Linked DNA regions of Homo sapiens: region 1 is linked to region 2. The links are chromatin contacts, found by Hi-C or POLR2A ChIA-PET in ENCODE. All regions are on one chromosome and are shown on one strand. The core of a region is the stretch at or near the end of the contact, and the rest is flanking DNA. Distances in the headings are between cores, read along the strand shown.

The links. A loop is a pair of places that touch in the nucleus more often than their neighbours do. ChIA-PET counts read pairs that join two places held with the same protein, here RNA polymerase II (POLR2A). Pooled maps may share reads with other maps.
Region 1: a loop to region 2 is called in a map of B cell, with 4 times the contacts of the local background. The contact joins the enhancer-like site here to the promoter of DNM1L in region 2. A Hi-C loop is called at or near these places in 1 of 168 maps with a recorded cell type or tissue (B cell), 4 of 37 single-sample maps with no recorded cell type and 6 of 50 pooled maps. POLR2A ChIA-PET finds 5 or more read pairs at or near these places in 1 of 52 experiments (H1).

What each region holds. Positions count from the first base shown.
Region 1 is chr12:32,137,630-32,141,179 of GRCh38, reverse strand. All of the region lies in intron 1 of BICD1 (BICD cargo adaptor 1), which reads right to left. Among named protein-coding and RNA genes, the nearest start is that of BICD1-AS1, 32 kb to the right of the region's middle. RefSeq lists an enhancer at 1,185-1,234. Within about 2 kb of position 1,264, at least 11 of the 41 ENCODE cell types and tissues checked have a DNase peak (open chromatin) inside an H3K27ac peak, as active enhancers do; they include B cell, where a contact is called at or near this core.
Region 2 is chr12:32,677,401-32,680,740 of GRCh38, reverse strand. It overlaps DNM1L (dynamin 1 like), which reads right to left and starts at 1,440. Exons shown (of 20, transcript NM_012062.5): 1 at 1,276-1,440. The coding sequence starts at 1,377. RefSeq lists a silencer at 883-1,292.

The DNA.
Region 1 (3,550 bases), core at 15-2,514, 540 kb after region 2:
GCGGCAGATGGAGCGCCTTATGTTCACAGAAAGCAAGCCAAGGGCTCAGAAAAGGTAACCACTCCGCCAAAGGGAAAGACACAAAACAGAAAACATGGCTCTGAACTTATATGCCCTCGAAGGGTTAACAGATGCCTGAATTTGTGAGAATTTTACAGAATTAGAATGGAACTAGTACAAAGTCCTCCAATGTGTTTTCCTTTCTGGGTCATGCAAACACGTACGTTCTACGGAAGATTTCAAGTACAACAAAAAAATCCGGGTTTCCCATCACAGAACCTAAGTCGCCGCATTTCCTCTGGTGTATAACATGTTGTTGATGCAGTTATTGTCCTTTGTTTTTTTTTTAGCTCTGTTTCCTTAAATGCCAAAACTACACACACGAAGTATGTAATACGAACACTGTGACAATGAGGAGATGCAAGTAACATTTTATTCACCTGAAGAAACTAAACCCCAACATTTTGCTTTTTGTCTACAGACACAGTTCCTGTAAACACAGAATCAAATACGGTGCGCGTAGAAAATAAAAAGATCCTCCCACACTATGGCACTTCCTTCAATGGAGGCTACTCGGGAGGCTGAGGCAGCGAATTGCTTGAACCCGGGAGGCGGGGTTGCATTGAGCTGAGATTGCGCCACTGCACTCCAGCCTGGGCGACAGAGCGAGACTCCGTATCAAAAAACAAACAAAACAACAACAACAACAACAAACAAGATGTTGTATTCTTGACATTTAGGCATTTTCTAAAATATTACATTTTTTATAAAATTTCTCTGCCATGGAAAAAAAATCCACCTTTGCCAGAGCAAAGGAAGCCAGTGAAAGAAGTAATTCATTGGGAGTATAATTATAAGCATTTAGCATTGTTTTGAACATGAGAAAAAGGCAAGCTTTCATCTAACAGATTTTCATAATCTCAAGAAATAATTCATCTGCCATTTATTTTCAGGGAAATGTGGTGCTTCTTGGAAGAAGCCCAGAGGATCCTGCTGTTAAACCAAGACCCATGCAGGAAAAAAAAATTATCCACTCCACAATAACATGGCAGGTAACACAAAGGCAGTGGTACTTCTCCAGCCGGGAGAGGCCCCCTCAAAACAGGAACTCCTGCCGGCTGACTTAATTACAGCACAGCAAGGGAATCCACTACAAAGGCAGGAGCCACTGAACAGAGAGCTGCTGAGATCCGTCCTCGGTACACGGACAGATGGTTCTGCTGCTTCTCGGCTGGTATAAGACCTTATAGAAGACTCTGAAAACTGAAACACGCCAACAAGTTTTCTGTTACCAGTATTTTTTTTTTAACTCTGTGCCCAGGCCAGGAGCGGTGGCTCACGCCTGTAATCTCAGCGCTTTGGGAGGCCGAGGCGGGCGGATCGCGAGGTCAGGGGTTTGAGCATCCTGGCCAACATGGTGAAACCCCGTCTTTACTAAAAATACAAAAATCAGCTGGGCGTGGTGGCGCTTGTCTGTAGTCCCAGCTACTTGGGAGGCTAAGGCACGAGGAATCGCTCGAACCCAGGAAGAGGAGGTTGCAGTGAGCCGAGATTGCACCACTGCGCTCCAGCCTGGCGACAGAGCGAGACTCCGTCTCAAACAAACAAATAAACAAAAAAACCCTTTGTGCCCACCGTATGCTAGCGTAAAAGTAATCTGAATTTGAAAGTCAATCAGCAAGTATTTACTGAGCGACGTGTAAGGGATAAGGAAAAGGTCTAAAGCAGCTTATCTAGTTTAGGGACATGGATTAAACTCTGATTTAATTTTAGGGCTTTTGACTTTTTCATCATCACACACAGACACACACAAACACACACACACAAAATTAGAGGAGAGGCCATGAAAGCACTGCCTTGAAAATTCTCAGACAAATTTACAGAAACAGAGTGAGTCCATGTAAGAAACCTGACCTTATACACAGGGACGATGCACTGAAACCTGTTTCACAGCAAAGGGAACTGAAAGTTTCTAAAGCAGTCACCACAGCAGCCACGTGGCTTAGAACACAAAACAGACAGCCCCCTAAATTATGAAGTCATACACACAGCTGCTAAATAACAGCACTGAGTAAACTCTATCTTGTAAAAAATGTTTAAACAAAATGAAAATTTAACTACAAACATTATTTATGGAATTAATATACATGCAAATTTTCTGCATGCAAACTCTACCTTCCTGGTCACTTTGAAGGATATAAATTAATCAAAATCACAAAATTCTTCAATCTTATGTAAGAATGTACAATAATGCCACTGAAGCAATTTAGAACTTACAATGCCCATAGCATAGAATCTATTATATATAGATATCTAATTATATCTATCTAAACACATACATATACAGATGCTCCTCAACTGATGATGAGATTATGTCCTAGTAAACCCATCATAGTTTGAAAAATATCATAAGTCAAAAATACATTTAATACGCCTAACCTATCAAATACAGCTTACTTAGCCTCACCTACCTTAAACATGCTCAAAACACTTACATTAGCCTATATTTGGGCAAAAATCACCTAACACAAAGCCTATTTAAAGTAAAGTGTTGAATAGCTCATGTAATTTGTTGACTGGTGTACTGAAAGTGAAAAACAGAATAGACGTGTGGGCACCCAAAATATGGTTTATATAAAGTCAAAAAATTATAAAGTCAAAAAATAATTATAAAGTCAAAAAATCATTAAGATGAACCATCGTTAAGTCAGGGACCATCTGCATACATATATAAATACATACACATACATATTCCTATTTAATACTGATATCAACTCTATAAACTAAAAATGCACAGCTTGGTGAGTCTGAATGAGTTAATATATTTAAAGCACTTGGAGAACTTCTATCAATACAAGCTTTGAAGTCACACTGCCTGACTGAGATTTTGGTTCCATCGCTAGACAAATTAATTTATCTGTGCTGCAATTTTCTCATCTATGTAAGTGGAAATAATAATAAAAGCCTCTACTTCATAGGCTAATGAGGCATATGCTATCTGGCATATTAAATATCTAGCACAATACCCAGTATGTGGTAGGCAATGAACACAAGCGAGCTATTTTTAAACTTTATATATTTGGCCAGGCACGGTGGCTCACGCCTGTAATCTCAGCACTTTGGGAGGCCAAGGCAGGCGGATTGCCTAAGCTCAGGAGTCCGAGACCAGCTTGGCCAACATAGCAAAACCCTGTCCCTACTAAAAACACCAAAAATTAACCAGGCATGGTGATGCGTGCCTGTAATCCCAGCTACTTGGGAGACTGAGGCAGGAGAATCGCTTGAACCTGGGAGGCGGAGGTTGCAGTGAACTGAGATCGCGCCACTGCACTCCAGCCTAGGAGACAGAAGGAGACTCTGTCTCAAAAAAAAAAAAGTTTTTATATTTGGCCTCCAGTAATGGAGGCCTTTTTACAAAGGGAATCCGAATTAAAACTTGGGTCTCCTGATAAATTTGAGAATACTTTCTACAGCCATGCTGCTGGGAACCATACAAAGGAGGCATTTAATCAAACTGATACGACTAAGTATTATTATGATACAGTAGCAA
Region 2 (3,340 bases), core at 191-2,690:
ATGTCCCAGACTGAACAAAATTATGTTCAATAAAAAATAATCCTCGTAATTTGTTTGATGCTTCTGAGTCTCCAAACATTACAAATATTGTTACAAATACTAGAATACGTAGGCAAGATTGAGCAGAATCTTTCCCAATCCTATCGCAGACCAAGGAAATGTGTTTCTAAAACAATTTCTATTGCTTCAACTATTTAAAAGCCAAAAAAACAAACAAACAAACAAACGAGTACAGGGTGTCTATAGTTTCCAGTGTTTGGATAGCCACTAATACTTTGAACAGTAAGTTCCTTCTGATAGCACTTATACCCTATACTATGTACCTCCTGGAAAATGATGGGGAAACCGCTCCTTCTCAATAGAAAAGATACTATTAAGAAATGAAAGCACTTAATATCAATATACTAATTTCTAAAATCCGTTTCTCTGAACTCTAATCGAAGTAGCAGAGAAAAGGAAAATTATACTTCTCCTCTGTCACTCTAGAAATAACAGTTATTTTGCCAACATTTCTGCATTCAAAAAAAAATGAGTTAGCTATGAGAAGACCAGAGAAACTGATGCCCAATTTAGGTCACGATCACAAAACTGTGGAAGACAAAAAGCACAGCCTACGCAGAAAAATCGGATATTCCTTCCCAACACCCGCAGAACTCTAGATACACGTTTTGTTTTTCTTTTTTTAAAATGCTGCTTCGGCGTTCTCGAAACCTGGTGGAATTATACTGCAGGAAAACACTGGCGCTCACGCACCGTAGCGTCTCTCAGCCTCAACAGAGCGATTCCAAAACTAACTCCGCAGTCCCTGGGCAAGGCAAGGAGGGAAATAAAACACCCGTCTCACGAAAGCCAACAGTGATGGGAACAGCCAGCCCACCGAGCCCAGCGAGACCCGAGTGCCCCGCGCGTCCCCCAGGTGCCCTTGGAGGCAGCGGCACGCGGACGAGGCCGCGCCCGGTCCCAGCGGACTCCAGTTCCGCCCGCCGGCCCCATCCTTCCCTCTCCTGTCCCCGGGACCCGCCGGGCTAGCCAGGCCCGCCGCGCCGGCTCCGCCCCTGGCCGGGCCCCGGATTCTCCGCCTTGATGCAACGCTGCCCCGGGAGGGCGGGTGCGGCAGAGCCCGGAGAGCCCTGGGGCCCCCAGCAAGGCCCTCCTCCCACAGGCCCCAAAGGCTGGCGCGGGAGTGGGCGCTGGCGCGGGAGTGGGCACTGCCGCAGCACCGACCAGGCCTGCGGCCGGGGTCTGGCCCGAGCGAACGCCGCCTGCTGCTCTCACCTGCGTTCCCACTACGACGATTTGAGGCAGCTGGATGATGTCGGCGCCCACCGTGTTGAAGACGTCCTGGAGCTTGTTTATGACAGGAATTAGCGCCTCCATGACTCTGAAAACACGGGGCCCCAGTGCCCGCCGGCCACGGCAATGAATGGGGCCGGGGCCCACAGTTCGCCTCCTTCCTCCTCTCCTCCGCCCTCTCCTCGGAAGCCGGCACCCATTGGACCGGGCCCGCCGGCTACCTGCCCCCTCCCGGCAGGCCATGCGCTGCGAGGGAGGTGGAGAGGAGCAAGGCCTGCTGGGAGTTGTAGTTCTGGAGCGGAGGAACGCTACTCCCCACAGCTTCCAGGAGGCTGCGCGGCACCGGTGGGCCCTAGCCTGGGACTGGGATGCTGCGCAGGCTCTAGTCAAAGGCTAGGAGCAGGCCGGGAGCGCAGGAGGAAGGCCGTAAATTTATGCCTGTCCTCAAGGCACGATGGATGTGACAGTGCTGGGTGTGAATATGTGTTAAAGGCGCAATGGTGTGTCTCTTAATTATCCAGTGTCACTTCCTTTTATTTATTTTTTATTTATTTATTTTTTTTTTTTTTTTGAGACGGAGTCTCACTCTGTCGCCCAGGCTGGAGTGCAGTGGCGCGATCTCGGCCCACTGCAAATTCCGCCTCCCGGGTTCACGCCATTCTCCTGCCTCAGCCTTCGGAGTAGCTGGGACTACAGGCACCCACCACTACGCCCGGCTAATTTTTTGTATTTTTAGTAGAGACGGGGTTTCACTGTGTTTTCCAGGATGGTCTCGATCTCCGGACCTAGTGATCCACCCGCCTCGGCCTCCCAAAGTGTTGGGATTACAGGCGTGAGCAGTGTGACTTCCTTATGAAGACACTTTCTCTAGAAGGACGGGTTGGAAAGGCTTAAAGAAAAGCTTATGGCCGCAAACAACCAAACTGGGTGCAAAAAAATCTGCACGCTGATACGAGAATGTGTGGGGTGTTATTTTGCAAAAATACAAAAACCAGCCCAGGTTAGAATACGCGGGTTCTCCAGGGGTTTTGTAAACAAACAAACAAACAAACAAAATGTGTGTTCAGGACCGAGCGCGGTGTAATCCCAGCACTTTAGGAAGCAGAAGCAGGAGGATCGCTTGAGCTGGGAGTTCGAGACCAGCCTGGTCAACATAGTGAGACCTCATCTCTACCAAATAAATAAATAAATAAATAAAAAAGCAGGGGTCGGAGCAGCGGGGGGCGGTGTTCATGAAAAAAATCTTAGAGTATTGGAGTTTTACAGGGGAAGAGCTGGGCATTTATTATCAATATTATGTATAAACCTTTATTTGCTGTAGCCTGATTCCTGGCAAAGTAGACATCTGATAACTGCCTTACTCACTCTTTGCTCATACCGTTCTTTTTTTTTTTTGAGACAGAGTCTGACTCTGTCGCCCAGGCTGGAATGCAGTGGCGCAATCTCGGCTCACTGCAGCCTCCTCCTCCCAGGCTGAAGTGATTCTCCTGCCTCAGCCCCCCAAGTAGCTGTTATTACAGGCACCCGCCACCACCCTGGGAAAATTTTTGTATTTTTAGTAGAGACGGGTGGGGGGCGGGGTTTCACCATGTTAGCCAGGCTGGTCTCGAACTCCTGACCTCAAGTGATCCGCCCATCTTGGCCTCCCACAGTCCTGGGATTACAGGCCTGAGCCACCATGCCCGGCCCATACTGTTATATTTCTAAATGTTGTTTTTCTTTTTAGACAGATAGTATCCCTCCTCTACTCCAAACCTCCAAAGGTAAAAGTAAACCTCAAAGTAAAAAGGTGACATTTGAGTAAAGAATTAAAGCAGGTGAGGAGAGGCCAGGCACCGTGGCTCACGCCTGTAATTCCAGCACTTTGGGAGGCCAAGGCAGGCGGATCACTTGAGGTCAGGAGTTCAAGACCAGCCTGACCAACATGGAGAAACCCCGTCTCTACTAAAAATACAAAAATTAACCGGGCGTGGTGGTGCATTCCTGTAATCCCAGCTACTCAGGAGGCTGAGGCAGGAGACGGGCAGATCACTTGAGGTCAGGAGTT